3 separate regions of the Mus musculus genome follow, and regions 2 and 3 are each linked to region 1. The links are chromatin loops, found by intact Hi-C in ENCODE. Cell type or tissue: gastrocnemius. All regions are shown on one strand. Links, peaks and the distances in the headings refer to the core of each region. The heading gives the core; the rest is flanking DNA.

Region 1 (9,954 bases), core at 1,082-9,081:
ATACATTTTATGAAATAGGTTATAGAGAGAAATGATTACTAGAAAACACTGTCATCCTGAATCAAACACTGGTTCCAACAAATACTAAATAGGGGAGATATTAAGTATTTGTACTTGAGTTTACTTAAGGCTGTCTCTTATCAAAGCAGACACTGTTTTCTAGAACATAGACTGCCCTCCCCACACTCCCTGCCCTCCCACAGCTTCTTCCTCCATAACTGGAAAGAACAGAGTAAGAGAGATAAGAATAGGAGGCAAGCAAAGAAAAACAACAAAGACAAGCAAGAGCAAATAAATGTAAGGGAAAGGAAAAACAAAGAATGTGATGGAGGGGAAACTAAAACAAAGGGTTTTTTTAAAAAGGGAAAAAGAATTCCCAATTGTGAATCAAGTCAAACTTTAAAAATGTTAAGAGAAAAGCCAGGCTACGGTGGCGCACGCCTTTAATCCAGTACTTGGGAGGCAGAGGCAGGCAGATTTCTGAGTTTGAGGCCAGCCTGGTCTACAGAGTGAGTTCCAGGACAGCGAGGGCTACACAGAGAAACCCTGTCTAGAAAAAAAAAAAAAAAAAAAGAGAAAGAAAATAAAGACTAAAGATCCTGAGTCTTATCTTAAAAAGCTGATAAAGTCAAAATACAAAATATTGTACAAAGGAAACAAGGCAAAAAAGTTACATATATGATATACATACATATATATCATATATGTATATGAGTATAAATTGCTAATGGAAAATGGAAAAGTCCATAAATTAGATGGAGAAACAAAAAACTCCTAAAGTAAAAGATATTGCTTAAAGTGTACAAAAAAAGGGGGAGGAGACAAAGGACAAGTAATGTTTTTGATTTATTTTACTAAAATTTATTTATTTATTATATGTAAGTACACTGTAGCTGTCTTAGACACTCCAGAAGAGGCATCCAATTTCTTATGGATGGTTGTGAGCCAGCATGTGGTTGCTGGGATTTGAACTCAGGACCTTTGGAAGAACAGTTGGTGCTCTTAACCCCTGAGCCATCTCACCAGCCCAGATACATTTATTTTAAACTCCAGAATTTAATCCTTTCCCGGTCTACCCTCAAACTGTTCCACATCCCATACCTCCTCCCCACCTCCCTGTCTCAATGAGGATGTCTCCACTCCCCACCCCACCAGACCTCTAAACTCCCTGGGGCCTCCAGTCTCTTGAAGATTAGGTGCATCTTCTCTGACTAAACCCAGACTCAGCAGTCCTCTGCTCTGTGTTGGAGGCCTTATATCAGCTGGTGTATGCTGCCTGGTTGGTGATCCAGTGTCTTGAGAGATCTCAAAGGTCCAGGTTGAGACTGATCCTCCTACAGGGTTGCCCTCCTCCTCAGCTTCTTCCAGCTTTCCCCAAATTCAACCACAGGGGTCAGCAGCTTCTGCCATTTGTTGGGTGCAAATATCTGCATCTGACTCACTCAGCTGCTTGTTGGGTCTTTCAGAGGGCAGTCAGGGGACAAATAATTTTTTAAATGTCTAAAGAGATGTCCCCCGAGGGCTGGAGAAATGGCTCAGCAGTTAAGAGCACTGACTCTTCCTGGGTTCGTGAGCAAACACGTGGTGGCTCACAACCATCTGTAATGGAATCCAATGCCCTCTTCAGGTGTGTCAGAAGACAGTTACAGTGTAGTCTTAAATAGATAAAAATCTTAAAAAAAAAATGTTCCCAAGACTGGAGATGATATGCATGTCAGCTGAACTTGGACAACAGATAAATACTCTGGAGAATTGCAGTAAGACAAGAATAAAAGAGACTTCTGTAAGGGTTATTTAACCTGAAGGCTGAGATGAGGGCAGGCACTGCAGTTAAGTACAGGTGCATGCAAGAAAATGAAGTCAGGTGACTAAGTCATTGCCAATCAAACTATAAACACACACACAGTATTTAAAAAAAAAACTGAATCTTAAGGAGTTTTAGCCTGGAAATATAAGAATTAGAACAGAGATGGTATTTTAAGTCAAGTGGATGAAGGATGAAACCACCTAAAATATAGAGAATTCTATATAACTGTCTTTGAAGAATTCATGTTTAGAAATGGGATGGAAAAAAGAAAAAGCTAACAAGCAGAAACCAGTATATAGAAGAAAGGTATGGTGTTCCACAAGCAAAGAAAGGGTTTCCAAAGTGAGTGAACACTGGACACATGCTATGGAGATTACAATTCCATCTGTTAAGCCAGAGTTTTGTAGTGCCCACGATCAGACCTGTGTGGAGCTAGAGTAGAAATGAGGATTGGATAGGTGTGGCTATGGAAACAGCCCAGACAACTGAACTTTGATGAGGAAAAAAGGGCAGTAGCTGGGGGATGAGATCCAGGGAGGGATGGTTTTCTCAAATGTAAATACTAAAGTATTTATGATACACAATAAACTAATGATAGTATACAGTCAACACTGATGGCACAGGCTTGTAGTGGAGGGCAGCCTGGTCCTGAGTGTGGGGAGAACGATCAGAGGTGAGGATTCCGTAATACAGAACATGTATAGAGGAATGGGCCTGAGAGAGGGCTCTAGAACCTGGTTGGGGAACACATACTAAAGACCATTTTATATTTTAAAATGTTTAAATCAGCTACATGTGATAATCAGTGCTCAGAGGTAGACACAAGCCAGCCAAGACTACTCAAAATAAAACTATGATGAAACTCAATATTCAGTAGTTAACTTTTAAATCCTCATTTTGTTGAAACATACCTCCATTTTTAAAGTCTCATTTACACTATTTTGTTCTTCATTTAGGGGCCACTCCATTTTGTGTTGCTCCCAATGCATTATTTCCATTTGAGCTGTATAATGAAGAATATTTAGAGCAAAGAGATCTCTACCTGACTCAGTGCCAACAGCAGCTCCAACAGTTTATTGCCACATGTGGACCTGGGACAACTGTCTTTTCTAGTGATGAATAAGCAATTTAAGAATTACCTTTCGGGCCTAGCAAACACAGAAGTGGATGTTCACAGTCAGCTATAGGATGGAACACAGGGCCCCCAATGGAGGAGCTAGAGAAAGTACCCAAGGAGCTGAAGGGGTCTGCAACCCTATAGGTGGAACAACAATATGAACTAACCAGTACCCCCAGGAGCTCGTGTCTCTGGCTGCATATGTAGCAGAAGATGGCCTAGTTGGCCATCAGTGGAAAGAGAGGCCCATTGGTCTTGTAAACTTTATATGCCTCAGTACAGGGGAACGCCAGGGCCAAGAAGTGGGAGGGGGGAAGGGGGAGAGGGCATGGGGGACTTTTGGGATAGCTTTGGAAATGTAAATGAAGAAAGTACCTAATAAAAAAAAAGGAAAAATTACCTTTCATGCCCCATAAGCCTTGGTAAATGTATGATTTCAGAGTAATGGTTCAGACTATGTATCATCTCAAGGTTATTTGTTAGAATGTCATTTAGAGTATGAAATGTGGCCCCTTCATAATTACAAATTTGCAACTAACCCAACATCTAAACCAAGAACAGAAATTATGTTACCAAGGAGCTTGACATCAAAAACTCCAGTATATATATCATGGACACACACACAGTAGAGAACATTGTAGTGTGAAAAAGGTTTTGTTCATTCCACCCATCAGGTAGCAACACTTTACCTACCAACATACCCAGCTTGAGCTCATTAATTACCAGTGATGAGTTCAAGTCAGTGCAACTTAATGACCCAAAGTGCCTATGTAAGGCTTTTCTTTATTTAACATGTGCATTATGGGCATATAGCTTTATAAAGCTAAATGTGGAGAGTTAAGGAAAGCTGTGAAAATCTTATATATGCCTTCTGCTGGATACAACCAAAGTGACACTAAAGACAACATTCCTGGGGTCAAGTCGTCTTCCTGCCAGGAGGTGGTAGGTACTACAGGGTCCCACAGCACCTTGTATTTTGGTACTTGATCTGAACAGCAAGTTAATGATATAGTACATACAAACAAGACTTGCCTTGTGCCTTTTCATATGATGTGGTTAAGTCTAGGTCTCTAGGGTAAAAACAAAACAATTCTTATCTAAACAGCCAACACACCTGGAAAGCCTAATGTTCGAAATTTCTATCCTGGGAATCAAATCCAGAGCTTTGTGCCTTGTTAAGCCAGTTAAACTTCCCCAGCCCTTACAAAGGCCCAAGTCATCAGAATGTTGAATTTTTAAGCTACTTACTAAACTTAGGGATTCTATTGGTTAAAGATTTAGCCAAGTCTTCACTCGAGGAAATCCAGTTTGAGAGTTTCAAGTGATCCTAGACAGATTGCCAATCACTTTCTTTCCTGCTGTGCATTACTGGCTACTTACTAGCCAGCCATCAGGATTGCATTGACAAAAAGTCCGCAGCTCATGAAAGACGAGTTTATTTTACTACGAGAATGACATTTTAAAGAAATTACTGCCCACAGCAATTAAGAATAACTGTTTATTTATATATAACTTATTAATATTAAATTAGATATTAATTTTCACCATTTGCTTCTGTTTATGGCTTCTTGACTTTGTTCATGGCCTTCATTTTACCTTCCAATATGTAAGCTGCACCTTCCCAAAAGGAAAAAAAAAAAGTCAGAAACCCCAAATCATTTTTCTTCCATCTCAAACTAGGCCCAGGTGTTCACCCTAATGATCTTCAAAACGAACTGGCCCCAGCCCCTCAGTGTTATCAAACAGTATTGAATCCAGATACATGACTGATTAAGCAAACTTACCCAAAACAATAAAGGGTTTTTAGACATCACAGCTCCCAAAGTTGGACATCCACTACAGCCACCTACATGCTGGGGAGAACAAACAGTAACCCATTTTAACAATGGCGTCACATGTTAGTCATTTGCATCATCTATATACTGCTGGCATCTCAGTCTTTTAAGATTCTCTCTTCAAAGAAACACTCAGCTGGGTAAACGGCAAAAACTTAAGTCATCATTGTGCCAGCTATTAAGGCCCTGTTAATCAAACCTCAAAGAAAAAAAAAAACCACACACACAATTTGTACCTTGTTATTGGCAAATGTAGTCCTGGCAGCTTGTTTCAATCACTCTCCATGACAAGTGTTTAGAAAATATTTGTTCAAGCACCTTCAAATGAGCAGGTTTTGTTGCACCTAAAAATTAAAATATTTGTGAACTCTCATTTTACTTCCATGTTTTAATACCTTGCATGAGTGTGCACTGGCTACTTTTATGTCACCTTGACACAAGCTAATCACTGGTGTAGGAAGCTACAATTGTAAAAATGCATCCTTAAGATAGGGCTGTGGACAAGCACGCCTGTAAGGCATTTTCATAATCAGTGACTGGGGTAAGGGGGCAGCCACCTCCCCTGGGCTGGAGGCCCTGTGTTCTCTAAGAACCAAAGCGTAAGCTAATAGCATCCTCCATGGCTTCGGCATCCGCTAACTCCAGGTTCCTGTGGTGCTTCAGTTCCTGTCCCATCATCCGTCCATCACAGACAGAAAAACATTTTACTCACGCCCTTCACTGCCAGTACTAACTTAAAGGACTGAGTACCAAGCCTTGGCTTCTCAGTCTTGGTGCTTGCACGGAAAAGCTTGAGGCATATATGCAATTGTGCAGACCATCACTGGGACATTAGAACAGGAAACGGCATGGCCAGAGTCACAAATCAGAGAATGAATGATTGAACCGATTACTGGTGATGACTTATCACCTGCAAACCGATGAGAAATCCTTAATCATTTTCATATTTGAAACGCTGAGTTTACAGAAATCCAGAGTACCCAATTTGGCTTACAGATACCAACAGTAAAGTATAACATGCAGGCCTGAAATGTAGTGTTCTTTTGTATCCACACGCTTCAGAACTTACCACCACCTTCTTTTGCCAGCATCCCCACCCTGCGTGGCTTTCAAATAGTTTGAAAATTTTGCTCCAACTTTAGATCGTACTTACAGGGTTGATCCATGAATACAAGCTTTTTAGAGTGATGCCAATACTTCAGATCAAACTATTAATCTTTAAAAAAAAAAAAAGCCAAAAAAAAAAAAAAGCCTAAAATTGGCGGTCTTAACATCTTAGAAGCAGTACTTTTCCGCCTCTGTAAAATTTCCTATGGATTACTCACTTAGGAAGCCTGAAACAGACCGCATGGTGGCTTTTCTTGGGGATACAAAGGGGCTCCCGCCAGGGTGCAGGCCCAGATGAAAGCTGCCGCCAGAAGCGGCCGCTTGTGCCCGCACTTCGAAGCGTCCAGAGGAGCAGGCCTTATAACTAATCTCGGTTAAGATTTGGAGACCATTGGGAACGCGCCCCGCCGCTCACAGCGGGCCAAGGGCCACACCGAACCCGGGAGCCATGGGGCCCCCGTACCCGGCTAGAGACGGACGCCGCCAACAAGGAAGCCCTCTCCGCACACACGGGGTTAAGCAGACCGCAGGATTCGCACCTGGAAACGCCCAAGGACACGCCGGGTTCGGCCGCCCGCGGCCTCCGCTGTGCGCCATGCTGCACCGTCTGCTCGCGCTCTACGGCGCTGCCGAGAAAGGAAGTGGCCCAGCGTGCGCGACCCTAAGGCGCTCCTGTAGGCCCCGCCTCTTCCGGCCAGCCCTCTTCTGCGTGCTCGCCTTCACCCCCTCCTCTTCCGGCTCTGTGTTTCTAGTGGGGCGGAGGGAGCAGGTTGTGGGAATTAGTGCGAATACTTCCGCTAGAGCTTTTTAATTGATTTTTCAAGTAATGAATAATGCCTTAAAATAGGACAGTCTCCCAGTCCAGGTCCTTATGTTTGCTGGGTCTTCTACATCCTCACCTACTTCAGTGTTTAAAAACCGTTGGTATTAGAAACTATTTAATTTTTTTTTTCTAAGATGTATTTTATATGTATGGGTGTTTGGCCTGCACGCTAGCCATGTGTGCCTCGCCCGAGAACCTGGTACTGACAGAGTTCAGTAGAGAGTGTCAGATGCCCTGGAACTGGGGTTATATGTGACCCAACTTACAATATGAGTGCTGGGAATCTAACCCTGGGTCCTCTGGATGAACAGTCAGTGTTCTTAACTGCTAAGACATCCCCAGCCCACAGCAGCTCCATTAGAGTTAGTGTTCTGGAAGCAGCAAGCACACGGACACACTCACAGAAAGAGAGATAAAAATTGATTGTCAGAAAAAAAGGAGCGTGCAGGGCGTGGTGGCGCACACCTTTAATCCCAGCACTTATTCCCTTAAATCCCAGGCAGGCGGATTTCTGAGTTCGAGGCCAGCCTGGTCTACAGAGTGAGTTCCAGGTCAGCCAGGGCTACACAGAGAAACCCTGTCTCGAAAAAACCTAAAGAAGAAAGAAAAAAAAAAAAAGAAAGAAAGAAAGAAAAAAAGGAGAAGCTGTTAATGAGTTTGATTTGTAATAGTAATAGAATTTTTCTTAGTCATGAAGTAGTCACCGGGCTGGAGAGACAGCTCAGCTAGTTAAGAGCACTGACTGCTTTTCCAGAGGTCCTGAGTTCAAATCCCTGTAACCACATGGTGGCTCCCAACCATCTGTAATGAGATCCAATGACCTCTTCTGGTGTGTCTGAAGAAAGCTAAAGTGTACTCACATACATAAAAATAAATAAATATATCTTTAAAAAAAAAAGAAAGTAGTCACCTAATGTGTTAGAGTTACTATTGTTGAACTTAATGGTCATGATGAAACACCACAACCAAAAGCAAATTGGGGAGGGAAAGGGCTCATTTGATTTAGCATTCTAAGCCACTATTCATCACTGAAGGAAGTCAAAATAGGAACTCAAGCAGTACAGAAACCAATGCAGAGGTCATGGAGGGGTGAAGCTTACTGGCTTATCTCATGCCTTCTCAGCTTGCGTCTCAGGATCCCTGGCCCAGGGGTATCCTCACCTACAAAGAGCTGGCTTCTCTCTCAGCCTCTGACTTTTTACTCTCCTTGGCCTCAAACTAACTCTGGCGATCTGTTCTCATCTTCTGGCTCCTTCTCATTCTTTGGCTCATCCTGTGCCTTCCTCATTAACCACTAATTAAGAAAATGCCCTATAGGTTTGCATACAGCCTAGTCTTATGTTAGCAGTTTCTCAATTGAGGGACCCTCCTCTATAGCATGTGTCAAACTGACATCAAACTACCCAGCAAAGTTACCTTGTTTGTGAATGTTATGACTGCATTGATTTTCTAGTTTTGATTTTTTTTAATTGGTAGTGTATTGTAGGATATTTGCTCACACAGTGAACTCTAAGATTATGTTATTTAGTTTAAAAAAGAACAAGTTTTTAATTGTGGTGTGGCTCTGCTCTTAGCATATACCTTTATTTCTTCTGGCCTTAATACAGACACGCCCTTAGTACACACCTTGAATCCCAACAAGGAAGATAAAATTAGTTTGTAGAAGGAAGTATCATGTTTAAAAGTGATGTCTAATTGAATGGCAGGCAAAGTGATAAATCAGAGAAAGATTTAATAGAATAGGATACAAGGAAAGCTACTTGAGGGGCAGGCAGAGAAAAGGCCATTTTACTAGGACAGTTATACAGAGACAGATTACAAAGAGAGAACAAGTTACAGAGAGAGAACAGGTGAAGAAAGAATAAGCCAGAGAAGGAGAAAGAGCCAGAAGATGAGAACAGATTTCCAGAGTTAGTTTGAGGCCAAGTGGAGTAAAAAGTCAGAAATTGAGAAGCCAGATTGAATCAGTCAGCTTGGAGAGGAGTCCGAGCCAGAGCACCTGGGCAGGCCTGCCAGCCAAAGTTCAGAAAGAATAGGAAGGGGTGAACTTATTCAGCAGTAAGTTTCAGAGACTGACAACATTAAAAGCCTAGATTAGATTGCACGAAGGCTAGAAGCTACAGGACTAGGCCTAGATTAGAAGCCAAAGGCAGAAAGCCTCAGAGATAACAATGATTTCAGGTAAATAAAAGTCATGTTTACAGGGGCACATTATGTGTGTGCTCACATGGCGGCCAGAGAAGAGCTCCATGGACTTGTTCGGTCTTTCCACCTTATATGTGTTCTTAAGCTGGAGCTCAGGTTGGCAGGCTTGTACAGCAAACACCCTTATTGGTCAAGGCATCTCAATGGCCTGGACTTTCATATTTTATCCATGTTATTTATCTCAGTCTCTATTCTTGAGTCCTGGCTACAAAACATTAGGCTAGATGCTAGAAAAAGAAATGTTTATGATCTTGCCTGAAATATATACATGAAAAAGTAAAATCAAATTCTTTTTAAGATTTATTTATTTATTTTATGTATATAAGTACACTGTCGCTGTACAGTTGTAAGCCTTCATGTGGTTGTTGGGAATTGAATTTTTTAGGATCTCTGCTTGCTCCAGTCAACTCTGCTCACTCAGTCCCTGCTTGCTCTGTCCCAAAGGCTTATTTATTATTATACATAAGTACACTGTATCTGTCTTCAAACACGCCAGAAGAGGGTGTCAGATCTCATTACAGGTGGTTGTGAGCCACCATGTGGTTGCTGGGATTTGAACTCAGGACCTTAGGAAGAGCAATCACTGCTCTTATCCACTGAGCCATCTCGCCAGCCCATAAAAATCGAATTCTTAAGTTGGAAAAAAAAATCATCCCATCTCTCTCTCTCTTCTGAAAGAAGCTGGAGAGATGGCTCTGTGGGTAAAGGGCTTGCTGCTTATCTTTTGTCAACTTGACACAAACTAGAGCTTCCCTCAAAGTTGAGGGAACATCAACTGAGGAATCACCTCTATGGAATTGGCTGTAGGTATGTCTATGGAGAATTTTCCTGATTCATGATTGCCGTGGGAGGGCTCAGCCTGCTATGGGTGGTACCCACTCTGGGCATGTGGCCCTGGGTTGTATAAGAAAGCAAGCTGGGCAAGCTGTGCAGAGCAAGCCAGTAAGTGGCATTAATTTATGGCTTCTGCTTCGGCTCCATCCTTGAATTCCTGCCTTGAGTTCCTTCAATGATGAACTATGATGTAGAGTTGTAAAGCAAAGTAAACCCTTTTCACCCT
Region 2 (9,954 bases), core at 1,042-9,041, 400 kb before region 1:
ATCACTGTCTCAAAAAAAAACAAATTTAAAGAGAGAGAGAGAGAGGGAGGGAGAGAGAGAGAGAGAGAGAGAGAGAGAGAGAGAGAGAGAGAGAGAGAGAGAGAAAGAGAGAGAGAGAGAGAGAGAAATCTATTCATGACCCAGGAGGAGTGCGTTCAGAGAAGAAAGTGCCTTATTTAAAAAAAATGATACTTGAGCACCTAAAGAATATAGGATTGTAACAAGGAAAAGATCAAAGAGATGCGTCATAGTAAATCCTACCTAGTCACACTCTTCATTTTCCAAATGAATAAGCTAGATCCTGGGACAAACTGTGCTCTCCGGAATCCAATCCCAAAGGAAAGAAACCTGGAGCTCCCCTAAATTCACACACCGTAGATAATGAGACAGAAGAAGTCAAATCTGAGAAATGCCAGGGTTACTATTTATACATCCCAAGCCATTGATTGCATCTTCTGCTGCACCAGAGCCTCCCAGGGCTGGAGAGGCTTCGGATGCTCAGATGCTAAAGGATACAGTGACACCTACTTGCCACTAGGAGAGGCTGCGGATGCTCAGATGCTAACGGATACAGTGACACCTACTTGCCAGTAGGAGGTTCTTTCCTTGCTGTCTCCCTTTAGCAAGTGAAAGCAGCAAGGAGAGAAAAGTGTAGCCTACAGCCACTTTAGATGTTTTCACTTTCTAACTATTCTACAGAACAATGGGTTAATCTTTAGAAACAAACCAGTTAGCAGGAGCCAACAACAAATGTTTATTAGGTTCACCATAACCTCTGTGTGTTTTTAATGTTGCTGGCACAGAAATTTTTGCTTGACTGGAACTTTGTCAGGATTATTATATGCTCACATTGTATATTATATTATATTATCCCAGCACTTGGGAGGCAGAGGCAGGCGGATTTCTGAGTTCGAGGCCAGCCTGGTCTACAAAGTGAGTTCCAGGACAGCCAGGGCTACACAGAGAAACCCTGTCTCGAAAAACCAAAAAATAAATAAAAAATAAAAACAGTAATATAATGAAAACTAAACATTGTTTTCCTTTAGACAAGTTACTGATGATTCCATTGCTGAGTCTTAAGTGAATCTACTCTTTAAAAAAAACAAAGAGTTGCTTTAATCTTTAATCTCAACATTCAAGAAGAGGCAGGCAGATCTCTTTGAGTTCAAGGCTACAGTGAGTTTCAATCCAGCCAAGGCTACATAATGAGATTCTGCTCTTGCACTCTCTCTCTCTCTATCTCTGTCTCTCTGTCTCTCTCACACACACACATACACACACCACATGTGCACGCACAATTGAAGGCTATTTATTTATTTATTTTCAAGACAGCTATGTATCCAAGAGTGGTCTCAAATGTAGAATCCTCTTGCATGAAGACTGCAAGCATACACTTTCATATCCAGTTAGGATTTCTTGCTCATTGCAATCTTGCTCTCAATTCTGAACATCTATGCACCAAATGCAAGGGCACCCACATTTATAAAAGAAACTTTACTAAAGTTCAAAGTATGCATTGTACCTCACACAATAATAGTGGGAGACTTCAACACCCCACTCTCATCAATGGGCAGATCATGCAAACAGAAACTAAACAGACACACAGTGAAACTAACAGAAGTTATGAAACAAATGGATTTAACAGATATCTACAGAACATTTTACCCTAAAACAAAAGGATATGTCCATATATACAACAGATAAATTAGTTACTTAGTTTCATGTTTTAAAAAGAAAATCTAAGTTAATGTGATTTTTAAAGACTGATGAAATTGCTTTCAGAACTAGTTGCACTGAGGATGGCCTAGTTGGCCATCAGTGGGAGGAGAGGCCCTTGGTCTTATGAAGATTATATGCCCCAGTACAGGGGAATGCCAGGGCCAGGAAGCAGAAGTGGGTGTGTTCGGGAGTAGGGCAGGGGGAGGGTATAGGGGACTCTCAGGACAGCATTTGAAATGTAAATGAAGAAAATATCTAATAAAGAAAACTGAAATAAAAAAAAAAAGAACTAGTTGCACTGATCAGAGTAATCATTTATTGAAAGATGGTGAAAAGTATTAATTTGATGTCTTTAAACCTTTTTAATCCCTCTTCGGGATGAGGTGGGAACAAAAAACAGGAAACCTCATTTGATGTGAAAGGTCACAAAATTGACACAAAATTATACTAGCTGTTTTTCTGCCCTGAATCTCATTTTTGCCTTTGGGGTTCCAGACCTAACCAAAATGAAATGTAGAAGTGCACCAGAACAAGGGTGAGGAAGGCTACTCTGACTTACAACTTCTGAGTGACTTGAACCCAGGTGGTAAGCAATCAGGATCAAGAATAATCATGAGTCTATTATATGAGTTTGCTTTGGCCACATTCGTGGAAGTTAAATTTTCAGAATTCCCAGAATAGCCTCAAGATATTAGTGAGAGACCTGGCAGCACAGAGAAAAATAAACAACAGGAGTATTTACAAAGCCATGGCCACAACTTCAGGAAACTTCTTGATAGAATCAAGGGAGCTTCTAGAGCCAGAAGACGGTTCGATGAGGCAGGCTGTCACGTAGTCTACAGAGGAATAGGGCATAAGTGTCCTGACCCCACTCTCTTCATCTCTTTTCATCTTGTATCACTGTTTCCTGCTGATCAAAAATCAGCTAGAAACTAGTGCAGCTTACATAGTAGAGAGATGGTCTAGAGAAGCAGATAGAAGAGATCCAGGCTAGGATGAAGTAAGGCCACAGCAGTGGGGAGTGAAAGGGCGCAACATACAGAGACAAGCTATCTAGGCTTTGAACTGATGAGATTTGGATAGGGAAAGTCAAAGATGAATTTGCCATCATCCGAGCAAGTTACTAGACTTGAATGATGACCACATCTCCTGGGACTATTGTCTCTACAGTATTCCCAATGGCAGGGTTCCTTGGGCAGCAAAGACAATGAGGAAGAGGATGAGAGGATGGTGGAAGGAGGAGCAACTTTGGAGGAAGCTTTGTGCTGTGTAGATTTTGACATCTGGTCTAGCACCAAGAGGAAAACAAAGAATTATAGTGGCTCCTGCCTGTAATGCCAGAATTTGGGAGGCAGAGGCAAGGGAATTAATTCCAAGACCATTCTTAGCTATATAGCAAACTTAAACCACATTAAAAACAAAAATGATTTGGATGACTCCATATGCAACTAAGGCTAGCCTTGAACACCTGGCCCTCCTGCCTCTTTCTCTAGAGTGCTGGGATTATACACCATACCCAGTTTAGTCTGCATTTTTTAAATGTCTATTTATGGGGGACGGGGAAGGCAGTGAAGGATGGAGATAACAATGATACCTGTATGAAAGCACCATATTGAAAATAATTACTTTGCATTCTAACCAAAAACTTAGTTTAAAAAATGGAACTGGACACTGGATATTGCATGCCTGAAACACTAATGCTTGAGAGAGAGGTAGGAGAATCAAGAAGTTCTCAGTGGTGGTGCACACCTTTAATCCCAGCACTTGGGAGGCAGAGGAAAGCAGATTTCTGAGTTCGAAGCCAGCCTGGTCTACAGAGTGAGTTCCAGGACAGCCAGGGCTATACAGAGAAACCCTGTCTCAAAAAATAACAAAAAACAAACAAACAAAAAAGAAGTCAAGTTCTCTTTCGATGTACAGGGAGTTCAAGCTCGGCCTCCGGTTCATGTGATCTAAACTAAAAAATAAATAAATCAGTAAAAGTCTACTTATGTGACAAGACAAAAAAACCAACCAAACAAACAAACAAACAAAACACTTTTTTGGATGACATTAGATGAACATGTGCCCATTCTAACACCGGACTGAGGTAAAAACCTATAAAAATAGATGGCAGTAAATAGTAAACTGAGATTTTTAACTCCCTAGGCCACCATGACTACTGAATAAAAACTATTTGGTTTTCACTGGATCTTAGCCTTCCTCCAAGCTTATTAACACATTTACCTTTAAAACACTCCTGGATACTACCAGAGTCTCCATCTTCCACGATTTTTCAGGCCTACACAAATATCACAGGAACAAACAATGGCATGGCCAGAATTGGTGCCCAGGCCACGTACAGACAAACTGCAAGCCCTACTAAGTCGCAAAACAATGCCTAACTTGGACAGGTATCCGTGGGATCTGTCTCCGCTCACACCTAGGGCACAGAGAACGGGCTATAACTCTGGGGAAATAATTTGTCTCGCCCCAAACACCTCTGTAATAGATTTACCCATAGACACTGTGGTGTAGACGCTCCATTCGGAAGCTACAATGCAGGCACTTCCAAGAGTTTGAGCAGCCCGCGTCCTACTGCACTACCTCTGCCCCACAGCATGCTGGGAAACGTAGTCCCAACCAGGTCCTGAGCTGGTTAGCCAACCCTCAGCGCCAGTCGGGCCAACATCCGGTGACGAATCCAAGTCCCGCCTCTAAGCCCATCTGCTGTCCAATGCCGCCCTCTGCCGGTCTTTACCTCCCCGCCTAGCTGTGAGCCGCTTCCAGACAACCCGGAAGTGATCTTTCCTCTTCCGGATTACGGGTCCGGACGTCCGCACGTGGTTGCCGGTTTAGGGTGCTGCTGTAGTGGCGATACGTCCCGCCGCTGTCCCGAAGTGAGGGATCCGAGCCGCAGCGAGAGCCATGGAGGGCCAGCGCGTGGAGGAGCTGCTGGCCAAGGCAGAGCAGGAGGAGGCGGAGAAGCTGCAGCGCATCACGGTGCACAAGGAGCTGGAGCTGGAGTTCGACCTGGGCAACCTGCTGGCTTCGGACCGCAACCCCCCGACCGTGCTGCGCCAGGCCGGGCCGTCGCCGGAGGCCGAGCTGCGGGCCCTGGCGCGGGACAACACGCAGCTGCTCATCAACCAGCTGTGGCGGCTGCCGACCGAGCGCGTGGAGGAGGCGGTGGTCGCGCGCTTGCCGGAGCCCGCCACTCGCCTGCCCCGCGAGAAGCCGCTGCCCCGACCACGGCCGCTCACCCGCTGGCAGCAGTTCGCGCGCCTTAAGGGAATCCGTCCCAAGAAGAAGACCAACCTCGTGTGGGACGAGGCGAGTGGCCAGTGGCGGCGCCGTTGGGGCTACAAGCGCGCCCGGGATGACACTAAAGAATGGCTGATCGAGGTGCCTGGGAGCGCCGACCCCATGGAAGACCAGTTCGCCAAGAGGACTCAGGCCAAGAAAGAACGCGTGGCCAAGAATGAGCTGAACCGTCTGCGGAACCTGGCTCGCGCGCACAAGATGCAGATGCCCAGCTCAGCCGGCCTGCACCCTACTGGACACCAGAGTAAGGAAGAGCTGGGCCGCGCCATGCAAGTGGCCAAGGTTTCCACCGCTTCGGTGGGACGCTTCCAGGAGCGCCTTCCCAAGGAGAAAGCTCCCCGGGGCTCCGGCAAGAAGAGGAAGTTTCAGCCCCTCTTTGGGGACTTCGCAGCCGAGAAAAAGAACCAGTTGGAGCTACTTCGAGTCATGAACAGCAAGAAACCTCGGCTGGACGTGACGAGGGCCACCAACAAGCAGATGAGGGAAGAGGACCAGGAGGAGGCTGCCAAGAGGAGGAAAATGAGCCAGAAAGGCAAGAGGAAAGGGGGCCGGCAAGGACCTTCGGGCAAGAGAAAGGGCGGCCCGCCGGGTCAGGGAGAAAAGAGGAAAGGAGGCTTGGGAAGCAAAAAGCATTCCTGGCCTTCTGCTTTAGCTGGCAAGAAGAAAGGAGTGCCGCCCCAAGGTGGGAAGAGGAGGAAGTAGCGTTCTCCCCTCGGGACCAGTTCTGAAAAGCTGGGACTGTACTAAAAGTTAACTTGGGCGGTATAGGTGGCCGCTGCCCTCAGTGACATTTGACATTAAAAGGACGGGTTTGCCTTCCCTCGAGTCAGTGCTGGACGAGTTAATAGAGACACTGACTGGAAATTGGTGTATTTTGAGAATTATAGAAATGATATAGCCAGAACCAGGAATAAGTTAAGGCCTGCCTTTTTATCTTGACTTTGGATACTGCGTTACAGTAGATTGGTTTCAACATTTTTGCATTATTTTTATAACAAAGCTTGTGTATTTATCAAAGCGGGGAGGGCGGGGGAAAATTATATCTACCTGTGATTTGCAAGTATTGTAAATGGATGCAGGTACCTGGTGTTGCTTTTAACTTTTACTGTCGGTAGAGGTTGCATGTGAAGCCAGTAACCTGGGCACCAATATGGAGTGTGCTTGAGAAAAACAAAGTAGTTACAGTGGTTCTAAAAAAGACCCCTTGTTTTAGGAAAACTTTGGCCCTAACTATAATATTAAAAGTATAGTGCTTTTTGGTGTTGGTTCAGGTGGTGCATTTGGCCAATGGATTGCTTTAAGTCCAGAAATAGTTGTCATTTTGTTTGTAACCGGTGGCTTTTGTTTAATTGGCTTGGGTTTTAGATATTGTCAAAATATCTGGCATTCACTATGGAACCAAGGCTGCCCTGGAACTCAGGGCCAAGTGCTGAGATTATAATCGAGCAGCAGATTTCATGTTTATTTCTGTCCTAGATGTTTTTCCCTGTTTCATTGTCTTATTTTGTTCTTAATAAACTTATCTTTGCATAATTAGTATTTGCATTATTTTTGTAAGTTATTAATAGCAATTCTAGAATTGAGGAAGGGGTGTTTTCTTTAAAGCAAGTTGGTCTGTCAGTTGCTAGCAGTTGGGAATTGGGTTGGAGGTTACTCTTAGTGTGGTTTCAGTTTTATAAGGTTACTTGTAGAAATGCAAGGAAAGCTCAACTTGTCTCTTAACTCATGGAAACACTGGATTGTTAGTGACTTTGGGTAAAGCTCTAACTAGGCTCATCTTTACTGAACTCTTCCACTGGAGAAGAACTATAAACTCTTCCAGTTTATAGTTCTAAGTATCCATGAGAACTTTATCAAAGCCAAGCTGTTGACAGCTAAAAGTAACCTCTAGCCCAATTCCCAACTGCTAACAACAGGACTTAACTTTCAGAGATTAATTTGGGGTTTTGGTTGGTCAGTTTGGGGCCTTTTTTTTTTTTTTTTTTTTTTTTTAAGTTTACGAAAAACCCAGTGGGGTTCTTGCCATTGAGACATTTCAGAGTTTCCTGAGAAATGAGCTAAGACTGGGTCAGGTGACCTTGCATTGGAGGCAGAAGTTTTCCTCCTGGAGTCCAGCAGCGACCGGATTGGCTGTTAGTGGGGGTGGAGTAGGCGGCGAACAAGGAGAACTGCCATGGCTGCAGCTGCACGCGCTCGAGTCACACACTTGCTGAGGCACCTACAAAGCACAGCGTGAGTACAGGCTGCACTGAGGGTGCCTCAGTGCTCGGCAACCCCGCGTGCACCCAGCTGGGCAGGCAGTCATCATCGGGATACTTTACAGAATTCAGAAAAACCACAGTATTCCCTGGGCTGTCCCTTAAACAATGATAGAATGGGATGGTGCAATGTGGCCCAGCTACCACTAAGGAGATCTTCCAGAGAAGCTAGCCTGCTCTCACAGTGAGACAAGTAGTGTAGACTTTGGTGTCCCTGCGACGACAACATATCGAAGTAACACGTGTATGGGTCTATGTGCAGAAACAGCTCTTTTCTGAGACTACAACAGGGAACGGCTGAAGAGCAAGGGCTGCTCAAGTATCCAATGAGGGGATATTGCACCTGTCTCAAGTCTCAGCAGATGGGTTGTAAACGGGAAAAGACCACAAGGAGTTACCCTCCCTGACCCGGTTCCTTCCAGAAAGGCCCAGCACATGAGTAAGTGTGTGTGAAGGGTCAGAGTCAGCAGGGAGATGAAAGCTGCCGGGAGCTAGGGGGAGGCGAGGGACTGGAGAGAAAGTTGTCGTTCCAGGGCCCAGCACAGGGTCTGGGGCTGCCTTCCAGGAGGCAGTAAAGACTGAGAAGTGAGTGGAACACAGTTGACACATATCAGGTAGTATACACTGCACGTGAACTGTTGGTAGCAGTAAGTGTAGACCAAGGGGAGGACCAGAGTGAGCAAAGTGATTCAGACATGAGTCACTTATAGGACAGGAAGGATAGTGAGGAAATCAACCCAGGTGGACATCCTCAGAAGGCAAGGGTGGCCCAGGCAGGAACCTCAAATAAGGGCTAGAAATGAGTTAGTTCGCCTTAGAATTTACAGTAACATGAATGAATGGGTGGGAAGAGGCAGCCGTATTCCCAGCACTGATTTTAGATGTCTTTCTTCCCTTTGCTTCTCTTGTCCTTAGAAGTTTAATGCAGAGCAGAAAAATCTAGTTGTAAGCTGGGCCTGGGCCTTGTCTGCTTTCCTGGTGGAAGTAGGTGGCCACTAGGTGCCAGCCTTGCTTTATGTTTTTTTCTTAATCTCAAATTCTAAGATCCTGAGAGCCACCGAGTAACCTTTTCCTCCCTTTACCTTTTCCCTCCCTGGTTGTTTTAATTCCAGATTTGAATTTTGGCGCGGTCTGGAGGAGGCTTTGCAGTCAAGTAATAGCTATGGCAAGGTCCTCTGAGCCATAAAGAGAAACAAATGAAAAGGAGAAACTGAAGCCAGAGGAAGGGACTGCCCAAAAAATAGCCAATGTGGCAGGGAAGGGAGGGAAGTTTCCAGAAAAAAAAAAGCAAAACCGTGCGATGTACATAGGTGACAGAATCCAGGAAGGAGATTGTGTGAGGTGTTCCTGCTGTAGAGACAGGACCAGCGCTGGGGCTACAGTTGGTAGAGGAGGAATGGTGGGATGTGAGTAGCTGACCTGGAAGGCCAGTGCTCAAGTGCAGAAGCAATCTGAAGATAAACCTTGAAGATGGGGAAGAATTACGAAGAATATTCTCAGGGTTTCAAGCTGAGTAGAGGACCACATGGGTGCGTCAAGGCTCCTGACCTGTGAGGGCTGGTGAAAAGGTGGGCTGGATTTGACCTTTGGCGTTATCCTGGGTTTGGGTTTTGTTGCTTTCTCTTCTACACTCTACCATCTTGGGGCCAGAATGTCCTGTAAGAGTTACTTTAAGGCTTCTCACTCTTGGTTTCCTGTTTGTTTATATTCTCCTTTTCCTTTTCCCTAGATGCCAGTGCCCAACTCATTCTCATACTTACTCCCAAGGTAACACATTTTGAGTTTTCGCATCAGCTTCAGTTTTGCTTTCTACCACTGGCATTTGGCTAAAGTGTGGGAAGGGGGCATTAGGCAGGCTGAGGCAGGCTGAGGCAGGCTGACGTTATAGCTGCTCTCACTAGGAAACTGGGAAGACATGGCTGCAACTGTGATAGGTTAGCTGAGTCTACAATATTTTATGCTATTTATCCTTACAATGTTCCTTTTGTATAATGTTTTGATTTTATATACATTGATGTTCTGCTTGCATATATGTCTATGAGTGTATCAGACCCCTGGAACTGGAACTACAACCAGTTATGAGCTGCCATGTAGGTGCTGTGAAATGAACCAAGGTCCTCTGAAGGAATAGCAAGTGCTCTCACCCACTGAGCCATCTTTTCAGCCCTATAATATTTTCCAAAACTGAAAACACACATGATATTTTAAGAATGTTTAGGTTCTTGAGGAGCAAGTCTTTTGGGGGGAGGAGCCCTAAAAGCTAAAGTAAGGTGATTGCTAGAAGAAAAATTCTTGTCTGTATCCATTTTTAAAATATCCTATTTCTTTATCATTAAAAATAATAACAAAAGTCTTTGGCTCCCACCATCTTGATCCTTGCCAGACTCTGAGGTCCATAAAGTTCAGTGTAGCGTCAGCACAGTCTCGGGATGTCACGTGGTTGACACAAAAACTGCTCTTCTGGAAAGAGGTAAGATGTAAACAGAGAGGCAGGAAAGGAAAGATCAGCCGTGTGCTCCTGCGCAGCGGGCTGAGAAGGCAGAGTCAAGAGGTCAGGAGAAGTGGTTCACCCTCGGGGCAGATGGGATCTCGCCCCTGGAAAAACAGGCACAATTTTGTTTTCAGCCATTTTGGTCTAATTTTTTTTTTTTAATTTTGGCTTTTTTCTACTTGG
Region 3 (9,954 bases), core at 1,036-9,035, 150 kb after region 1:
TTTGTTTCTCATTAAATACCTTTAAAGTAGCCATTGCAATAAAAAATTAGCTTTTCGAAACTTGAGCTTTTTAGTATAATACATTGGCATGTTAAATTTTACAGTATATCGTAGATCTTATTTATTCTGGAATTGAATCACCTAAAGAGTGTCAAGTTGAATAAATATGCATTAGAGGGAATACTTAAATATCATTTAATAAATTTATTAAATTATGAATTATAGTTTTAGTAATTATATAATGATCTATGTTAACAAGTTTATACAACCATATTATTTTATAAATTTATAAAAGAATCATACAAATATGTAAATTATATTCCTATAATTAAATATATGTTATAATAACTTTATATGATAATTATAAAATTTAAAACTGTAGATTAATAAATTTATAAATTATTTTATAGTCTGTAGTAGAACTTATTTATTCTGGAATTGAATCACCTAAAGAGTGTCAAATTGAATAAATCTGTATTAGAGGGAGTAGTTAAAGATTATTTAAGATTTAAAAATTCCATAAAATGATATTCTTGAGTAAAGATTAGTGAGCAGCTCTGGCCTACCCTGTTGTGGCTTTTTTGTAAATTCGTTCTTATTGTGGCACAGCTTCCTTCAGTGCTCACATGATTGTTGTAGGGAGACTGAGGCCTGCAAAGCCTTCCCTAGTGGGTCTCCCAAGTAGCAACTGAGGAGAGATGTGCTGCTGCTGCTGCTGCTGTCTAAGAGAGAGACCTGCGCGGGAGTTCACAGCTGCCTGGACTTGTTCTTTATCCATGTACTGATCATGAGCCTGCAGGTGACTTACCTGCTTCTCGGCAGTCTCAGTTTCCTGCTTATAAAATAAGAAGCAGATCTTTAAGGTCTTTTTTAGCTGTAAAATTTTGCTGTTCTGTGACTGTCTTAAGTGCCTGCTGGGGTCCTTGGAGGTCCTTGTCACCCTTAAACTTATGATTCTATGTAACAAACAGGTTCTTTTTTTTTTTTTGTCTTTTTCTTTATTGTAGCCTGATAGACTAAAGCAGTTTAGTTTGACACCAAGACACTTTGAAGAGATGCCACCTGAGAGGCCCAGAGTAGCTTTCCAGACACCTCCCCCTCCCTTCTCTGCCCCGTCTAGCCCATCCGTCCCACCAGTTCATTCCGCCCCTTCTCACAATGAAGACTTGCACAGTGGACTCGGCAGCACCCTTGGTGAACTGGCGCATCCCAGGTGCTTGTTTAAATGTTTGTCTTTGGGAATTAGGGTAGGCCGCGTGTGCTCCACCTTACAAGGGTGTGCTGCTGCAGATGATGCTTCCGAGATGCCTCAGGGCCATGAGCAACTTCGCTGAGGAGTTTTTTTCTTCTTCATTGTTATTGATACTTCTTCTCTGCTGTTAGAAAAAGGAGAAATCTTCAATGTTTTTATCATTTACTATTTTTAAAATGAATTAGTAACTACATGTTAGTATAAGGTATGCATTGTTCAGTTATTTCCACTTGGCAATCATTGAATTGTTTCTTCAGCTTATTCCAAAAAATTTACTAATCTGGTACATGTCTGTCTGGCTTAACAGTTTTCTCTGGGCTTACTCTTGGGCTGTTGGGATTATAACCCTGGATTTCATATTGAACATGTCATTTCTATAGGGAAAACACATTATGCTAATCTATATATAATAGAAACCCTGTAACACGAATATTTTCTGGCCTGTAATTATTAATATACTAATTATAGGAATATCTTTACATTTGTAGATGTTTTTCTTAATCTTCTAATACATTTCTGAGATATCTTTCAGCAGGACTTGGTCTTTTATTTGTTACTAACAAACTGTGGGGCTTTTCTTACAGCCTTTCTCAGGTACTTCCTTCATTTTCTTCAATGGCTTCCCTACTCCAAAGGCTGAGAGACTGGAATTAGAGAGCCACAGTGCTTTCTGTTGTGGGTTAGAGGCTGGAGTAGTCGGCTTCACTGGACTTTATGCAAAAAAGTTTTCTCATTTGTAAAAGGTGATGGTAGTACTTGACATAGTTAGAGGGCTGATGTAAACATTAGTTTTCTATGTATAGATACAATTTAGGAGTTGCTGATAATAGATTGTTTTCATAACAGTTACTCAGGTTGTTTTTGCTGGCGTCTGCACTGATGATGGTGAGGTTAGACTCACTGACTGACCAATAACGTGTGGAACCGCTGCCTACCGAAGAGACTTTGGTGTTACCTCAGCCCTCAGATTCTTTAAGGCAAAATATGTTAATGTTTGAGTAAAAAAACCTAGAGTCTCCCCTTTTTCTTTGTTTATCTAAAGTTATTTGCCTTTGCCATTTCTATTAGTGAAGAGTAAATCCTGTGCTGGTAGAAGCACATTTGCTCCTCAGTGAGGAAATGTGGAAGGACAAGGTTTTATACATTTTAAATTTATGAACTCTTAAATATATCAGGGCCATATGGATTCTCAAGTAGCCACATTGTGGTTTAACTTTCTGTGAAAAAGCAGTAGGTTTTACATATAAAAAATATACCCTTTGGGTCGGGGAGATAGCTCAGTCAGTAAAAATGCTGGGTGTTGTGGGATGAATTTGTGTTCTCAGTGCTGGCAGGCAGAGACTGGATACCTGGGGCTTGCTAGCCAGCCAGTGTAATTAGTGATTTCTTGGCCAGTGAGCAACCCCATCTTACAAACAAAGTGGACAGCTCCCCAGAACTTACATACAAGGATGACTGCTAGCTTGTGCATTTGTACATACTCATGTGACCAGCCTCTCCTACACACACGAGTTCCTATACACCATGTGTGTGCAGCTATTGACATGCATAAACATACTCATGCTATGCACTCCCTTGCCCACACAGAACCATTTGTAATCCTGAGGTGGCGGAGCTCTTGGTCCTCCCTCTCTGTGTGTGACTCTCATCATATGATACTTCCTGTTTTGGGAATCTTCCGGCTTTCCTCCTGTCTCCTTATATCTGAGTATTCCTGCTCTGTATTCCTCTGGCATTCTTTGTCACTTGCCTCACGGATGCTGCACTGTTGTAACTGTTGATTCCGTATTATTACTAAGGGCAGAGGAGCATACATGCCTTTGTTTAATATGGTACATAATGGCTATTGGATATTACTCAATTACTTTAACTTGTTTGCATCTTAGCAAAGTGTTCCTGAAGTTGTAAAATTTGTTACTATTTGCTTTTTGATTCCTAATTTTTCTTGAACAATTAGTACAGGGTTGATGTTTAATTTTAATAACACCTTTTTTGCAAAAGATCTTGATTAAAAGTAATAAAATATGAGGACAGTGTTTTTGGTTTTCTTTTGCTATAGGGTTCTGCCTGTGCCTCTGAATCCACCCCCGCCTCCGCTCCTTGCCCCTCCAGCTTCTAACTATCGAACTCCTTACGATGATGCGTACTATTTTTACGGTGCCAGAAATACACTGGATCCCAATATTGTATACTGTGAGTTTTCTATATGTTCTATAAACATTTTCCTGGTGGTTTAGTAAGGATAATTGTTTTTATGGAAGCAATAGTATGTAAATGAAAAAGATAGAGTTTCATTTAATCAAAGTATTATACATTTATTGACAATAGAATCATCCTTAGAATCAAGTCCAATTTTATTAGTTTGTTCTGATACTCGATAAAGATAGTTTATGAGACCTAATATGGCCAAATAATGTATGGAAGGCAGATGTGGGTGTATATCTTTATCATTTTTTCCCACTTCCCTAGCAATTTACGACTCAGTCATGGGGCTTCAATTTTTACTCTGTTAAGTTTGTTAGCATAAGATTTTATGAATTACATTCCTCCATACATTTTGATGGACAGACTGTAGCAATAGCCATTTTTAAATGCAGCTAAAGGTAGAGGCAGGATCATGAGTTCAAGGCCCACTTGGGCAACTGAGGAACTTTGTAGTCCCCTTGGGTCATAAAACAAGACCCAGTTTTAAAACCAAAATAAAACTAATTGTGTCTCTTAGTTACTTGCTATAACTGTTTTATGCTTTCCTATGTTCTTTTGCTGACTCTTAGCCTGGAAGGATGTATTGGTGCTTTGGAAAAGCTTGCGGTATAATTTTCTTTAGGGATAAGATGTTATTAATAGTAACTATTCTGAAATAAATGTCTTTTTTTCTGTTTCCCTTTAGATGGTTCAGGAATGATTGGAGGACAGCCTGCCCCTCATGTCTCTGCCCCTGTCACTCACCAGGTAGCACCGCCAGCTGTGTAAGTCTTAAAATAAAATAAAGTTAAAATAAACGTGCTTATATTATGCACAGTATAAACTCGTGTAGTCTACCTGCTTTAAGAGCATTTGGTGTAGTGTTTAGTGCATCTGTAACATTGCATGGTCATCTCACAAATGAGAACTCTATCCTGTGAGTTCAGTGATGGACAGCTCCATTTCTCTTGTGACATGGGCTGCCAGCCCCTGTTCTCTCTGAGGCTCAGACAGGGTTTTACTGTGACTGACTCATTTGGGTCCTTAGCTGCTGATGGTCATTGTAACTTATGCTAGGATTTTTCAAGGCTGAATAATAGTGCATCGTGTGCTTACCTTTATTTAGCCACTGGCGGACACCGGAGCTCCTTTATCATCTTAGTTGTAAACATGCTGCTACTAGACTCATTGTATTTTTCCCATTTCTTTTGTATATGTAGTAAGAAATACAGTTTTGGGGTTACATGGAACTTGTTTTAGCACGATTTTGGAGGAACTGCCATATTACTTTCTATACTATAGAATATATACTATTTGCCTTCCCACTATCAGTGCACAAAGATTCTAATTTCTCTGCATATTACACAGCAGTTCCTATTTTCTGACCTTTAGTGTGAGATGATATTTCATTGTACATTCATGTATATATGGAGGGCAGAGGTCAACTCAGGTATTGCTCCTCAGGATCTGCCTGTCTTGTTTCTGAGACAAGATTTCTCACTGGAACCTGGCACTCACCTATCTGGCTACCCCAGGAGTCTGTGTGTCTGCCTCCCCCTGCTGGCATTGCAGTTGAACTGCACCACACCTAGCTGTGTGTCCTTATGCTTCTGTGTTGTCTTCGTTACTTTTCTTAGTGCTGAGACAACCCTGGTGAAAGTGTCTTAAGGGGGGAAGGATTGATTTTGGCTTATAGTTCATTTTTAAAATTTTCTATTTTCTTTCTTTGTTCATGTGTTTGTGCATGTGCTCAAACATGCCACAGCATGCATGCCACAGCAGGACAGAGAACCACTTGCAGGAGCTGCTTCTCATTTGTAGTCCTGGAAATGCACGGCACAGCATTTGCTGTTCCTGTTGACCCATCTTGTTGGCTTTGTTTTTAAAGACTTTTTTTTTTTTTTTGTTTTTAAAAGGTGGTTTTATATGCCAGGCAAAGAATTGTTTTTGTTTTCTTCTAGAATGTGCTTGTTCTTATAATAAATTGATTGAAATTGTTTATTTGCTCTTAGGAATACTGTTGGACAGAATGAACAGAAAGTTCTTAGTGATGGACTCAGGAATTCAGGACTGGTCTTTGAGGATAAGCCAAAACCTTCTACACAGTCGCTTCAGTCTTACCAAGAAGCTTTGCAGGAGCAGGTATTCATTCATTCATTTATTCATTCACTGTTGACTGACTGTAGACTGAAGGGGAGAACAATAGCAGGCAGTACGGTAAGCTTTGAAGTGGGGATGCTGGAATTGCTGTAGGAAACAGTAGGCTTGTCTGGGACAGTTAGGACTGGGTGTGTAGTTAATATTTGAGCTGCATGTTAGTTTCTAGACGTTCCTGGTAGATTTAGGGAGTTTTATTATTTTTTTTTATTTTCCTACGTCTTCTAAGACCTTCTTATTTATTTGGTGTGTGTCTGTGTGCATGTGAGTTTCCTTCCACCATATAGTTTTTGGGGGGGATCAAATTCAGGTAGTCAGGGTTGGTAGCAGGTTCTTTGACCTTCTGATCCATCTTTTTGGCCCTAGAAAAACCTTTAGTGAGCTGTTGATCAGTTCAGTTCAGCTAGGAGGTGCTGAGGCTCTGAGCCTGTGAGGGGAGAAGGAGGATGTTGGCAGACAGTTGTGATATTTAATGCACAGGGTACGCATGAGAGGATGAGAAAGCAGAGCAGAGGGTTTAAACAGGATCTGTAGTGTCCAGTGTAAGGAGACTGATGAGGCCATAGTCCAGTAGGGAACATCTTAGTAGAATGCTTACAAGAAACACATTGGCATCTCCCATACTTTATGTTGGTTAAAGAAAACTTACTTAGGAGCTTTTGGGAGTGAGGTTCAAGGTGTGGGTCCATATCTAAATTGAGGACTTTCTTGGGGGAATTCTATTGGATTTCTTGGTAAACTATGGGTTTAGTTTTGTTTTCTTGGGGTAAGGTTCCATCTGGATCAGGCTGCCCTTGAACTCATTATGTGGTGAAGAAAGGATTACCTTGAAATTGTAGTCATCCTGTTTGCTTCTCCCTCCTGAGGGCTCGGAATACAGGTGCACTCCAGAGTGCTCTGTTTTATGTGATGCAGAGGATGGCTCTGAGGACATTCTAGGCAAGAGCTCCACAGTCCTAGCCCCTTGCAATTTTTTTTGTGAATATACTTATTATTTTTATTTATGTGTTAGTGTATCTTTGCACATGAGTCCTATGGAGTGTAAGGAGTCAGACCCCCTTGGAGCTGGAGTTATAGGCAGTTGTGAGCTGCTCAATGTGGGAATCAAAGTAAGTCTTTGCAGGGCGAGTACTTACTCCTAACTGTCCCAGCTCCTTGGAAAATATCTTTTTTCAGCTTTTATATGGGAAAATATCTAGAAAGAATTAATTGCCATTTTTTTGAATGTGAAAGTTCTACAGAAGAAAGACTGAATTTTGTAAATCAAACACTGGCTTTGAGTGAGAATATTTAAATGTTTCCAATAGAGTTAGATTTCTCAATTCAAGAAGTTTATTTTTTCCCCTGTAGTGCTGGTCCAGCACTCTACTGTTGAGTAGAGTAGAATTCTTACTTTATATACCTAATGAGTGAACAAAATTGCCATGGATAGGCTGGAGAGGTGGCTCATGAGTAAGAACACTTGTTACTTTTGCAGAGGACCCAGAATAATCTTTTTGGGTGTGTTCTTGAATTTGGTGTTCAAGTATTTTATTAAGGATTTGTGTGTGTGTGTGTGTATCTGTCTGTCTGTCTGTTTTAGTCATTGATTTATTGCAATAAAGAGACACTATGAGCAGTGCAACTCTCATTACATTAATTGGATTAATTGGAGGATTGCTTACAGTTTCAGAGAGTTAGTCTATGATCATGCACAGCACGGGCATGGTGGGAGCATGGCAGCACTCATGATGTTGGAACATTAGCTGAGAGCTATGTCCTGATTTGCAGGGTTGCGGGGGAGGGAGAAAGAAAAAGAGAGAGAGAGAGAGAGAGAGAGGAAGAGGAAGAGAGAGGAGAGAGAGAGTGAAAGAGAGAAGAAGAAGAAGAAGAAGAAGAAGAAGAAGAAGAAGAAGAAGAAAGAGAGAGAGAGTTGCAGGGTTGGGGGGAGGGAGAAAGAAAACAAGAGAGAGAGAGAAGAAGAAGAGAGAGGAGAGAGAGAATGAATGAGAGAGAAGAAGAAGAAGAAGAAGAAGAAGAAGAAGAAGAAGAGAGAGAGAGAGAGAGAGAGAGAGAGAGAGAGAGAATATGAATGAATGAATATATGAGAGCCTGGCATGGGCATTTGAAATCTCAAAGCAAGTGACACACTTCTTGTAACAAGGCCACACTTACTAGTCCTCCAATAGTTCCTTTGTGGTGACTGAGAATTCAAATGTATGAACCTATGGGAGCCATTCTTTTTAAACCATGCAGCATTTATGGTCATCAGAGAGATTGGCCTGTGGTTTCCCTTTTTAACGCGGGAAATTTGGTTTTGGATCAGGATAGGACTGACTTTGTGACACAGATTTGGAGATACTCCTTTCCTTTCTATTTTAAGAGCAATTTGGGCAGTATGGTGTAAGTTCTTTGAAAGTCTGCTAGAATCTTATGCTGAGTCTGTTGGCTGTGGGCCATTTTTGTTAGGAGATTATTATTTCTTCTATTTTGTTGGTAGCAATGCGCCTGTTTTAATAATTTACTTCACATTTTTTCATTTATTTCTTTAAGAATTTTCATTTTAGTGGGATACTAGTTTTGTTTTCTTATACTTTTTTGGCTACAGCCTTATGTGTCTGTGGCGGCCCTGGAACTCACTTCGTAGACCAGGCTGGTCACCTGACTATGCTCCCCAGAGACTCATCTGCCTCTGCCTTCTGAGGACTGGGATGCAGCTTTTTACATTGTGTCTTAAGAGTCTCTGAATTTCCTCAGCAACTTTTGTAATGTTTCTGCTTTCATCTCTGATTTTGAAAATTCAGACCTACCTACCTCCTTTCTACTCAACTTCCTTCCTCTTCTCTTCCCTCTTTCAGTTTGGCCTAAAGGTTTGCTGGTCTGGTTAATTTTGTCAAAAAACCCCAACTTTTCATTCCATTGATTCGTTTGTTTGTTTGTTTTTCTGATAATTTTATCCCTGACTTGATTTCTTTTCTTCTTGTCTATTCTTTTGGGTGTTGTTTGTTCATGTTTTTCAAGGTCTCCATCTAAGATTTTTTTTTTTTTTTTTTTTGAGACAGGGTTTCTCTGTCTCTGGCTGTCCTGGAACTCACTTTGTAGACCAGGCTGGCCTCGAACTCAGAAATCCACCTGCCTCTGCCTCCCGAGTGGTGGTAGGCACTTCATGCCATACATTTTCCTTATAAGAGCTGCCTTCATAATGTCCATAGATTTTGGTATGTTGTGATTTTACTTTCATTAATTCTAGAAATTTAAAAATTTCCTTTGTAATTTTGCCTTTGACCCAATTTTCATCCAGTAGGGTATTATTTAACTTACACGAGAGAGTAATTTTTTTCCTTTTCTATTGTTGACATTCAGCTTTATTCTTTCATGGTCAGATAAAATATGTGTTCAGTTTTGGAGAAAGTTCCATGGCTGCTGAAAATGTATTTTTAGTGTTCGGGTGGAATGTTCTACTCTAAGTGTCTGTTAGAGCCACTTCATTTATAGTGTCTTAACTCCAGAGCTTCTCTATTTTGATTTTGTCTAGATGACTTTTTTTTTTTTACTGCAGTGGAATATTGAAGTTACCCACTATCAGTATGTTGTGTTCAGTCTGTGATTTTAGATCTAGTACTGTTTGTTCTATGAACTTGGGTGCCCTTGAACTTAGTGTTTAGAATTGCAGTATCTTCGTGGTGGATTTTTCCTTTATTGAGTGTGAAGCCCCTCCCCCCTTCTAAGTTTGGTTTGGAATTTATCGTTCTGTTAGATATTAGACTATCTAAACCTGCTGGTTTCTTTGTCCATTTATTTGGAACAATACATTTGTCTATACTTTCATCGGAAATGGTGTCTATGGTTGATGGTGAGGTGTATTCTGATAACAAGCAAACCAATCAATCCAGTTTTCTAATCTAGTTTGTTAGTCTGTGTCTTTTTGTTGGGGAACTGAGGCATTTATTACTGGGAGTTTTGAGGGGGTTATTTTTGGTGAATGTTTATCAAGACCTGTTTTGTTGTTGTTGTTGTGTTGACTTCTTCTTATGCTCAGCTGTACTGGAACTATTTATTCCCTATACTCTCTTGGCTGTGTATAATTATCTTTTTAGACTGAACTATTCCTTCTAGTATCCTCTGTAGAGCTGATATCATGGGCATAAATTCTTTAAATCATGAAATGTTTTTCTTCTTCAATTATGGTTGACAGTTTTGCAGCCTGTAGTAGTCTGGTTGGCATCTGTAGTCTTTCAGAGCTTTCTATCCAGGGCCTTCTTGGTTTCAAACTTTCCATTGAAATTTTTGGTAGGCCTGCGATTATATACAACTTGGACTTTTGCAGTTTCCAATAGCCTTTCTTTGTTCCTGAGGAATCTTTATGATTTTGTCGAATAGGT

The links. Hi-C counts contacts between places; a loop is a spot of excess contacts. Peaks named below come from ENCODE experiments on the same cell type or tissue, not always from the same donor. Only the 100,000 strongest peaks of a DNase experiment are listed, where the experiment ranks them.
Region 2: it touches region 1 in a loop (4-fold over the local background); 6 of 42 quality-filtered maps call a loop at or near these places.
Region 3: it touches region 1 in a loop (4-fold over the local background); 2 of 42 quality-filtered maps call a loop at or near these places.

The regions. Positions count from the first base shown.
Region 1 is chr1:9,937,615-9,947,568 of GRCm38, forward strand. Mcmdc2 (minichromosome maintenance domain containing 2) reads left to right here. Exons shown (of 15, transcript NM_177722.3): 15 at 2,764-3,340. The coding sequence ends at 2,930. Snhg6 (small nucleolar RNA host gene 6) reads right to left here and starts at 6,504. Exons shown (of 4, transcript NR_024067.2): 1 at 6,406-6,504; 2 at 4,996-5,103; 3 at 4,709-4,777; 4 at 4,411-4,541. Snord87 (small nucleolar RNA, C/D box 87) reads right to left here and starts at 4,929; the gene lies at 4,856-4,929. In gastrocnemius, for the core only: no CTCF peak of the experiment used is centred there; DNase peaks (open chromatin) are centred at 5,331, 5,860, 6,533, 6,874 and 1 more place; H3K4me3 peaks cover 2,436 bases; H3K27ac peaks cover 1,818 bases.
Region 2 is chr1:9,540,898-9,550,851 of GRCm38, forward strand. Rrs1 (ribosome biogenesis regulator 1) reads left to right here and starts at 4,511. Exons shown (of 1, transcript NM_021511.2): 1 at 4,511-6,558. The coding sequence starts at 4,627. The coding sequence ends at 5,724. It overlaps Adhfe1 (alcohol dehydrogenase, iron containing, 1), which reads left to right and starts at 7,051. Exons shown (of 14, transcript NM_175236.5): 1 at 7,051-7,254; 2 at 9,010-9,047. The coding sequence starts at 7,196. In gastrocnemius, for the core only: CTCF peaks have their summits at 4,451 (motif pointing left), 5,263 and 8,268 (motif pointing right); DNase peaks (open chromatin) are centred at 4,422, 5,036, 5,533, 7,199 and 1 more place; H3K4me3 peaks cover 5,125 bases; H3K27ac peaks cover 4,582 bases.
Region 3 is chr1:10,084,740-10,094,693 of GRCm38, forward strand. Cspp1 (centrosome and spindle pole associated protein 1) reads left to right here. Exons shown (of 30, transcript NM_026493.3): 12 at 1,008-1,213; 13 at 3,312-3,445; 14 at 4,143-4,221; 15 at 5,449-5,578. Among named protein-coding and RNA genes, the nearest start is that of Cspp1, 51 kb to the left of the region's middle. In gastrocnemius, for the core only: a CTCF peak has its summit at 5,001 (motif pointing left); a DNase peak (open chromatin) is centred at 4,982.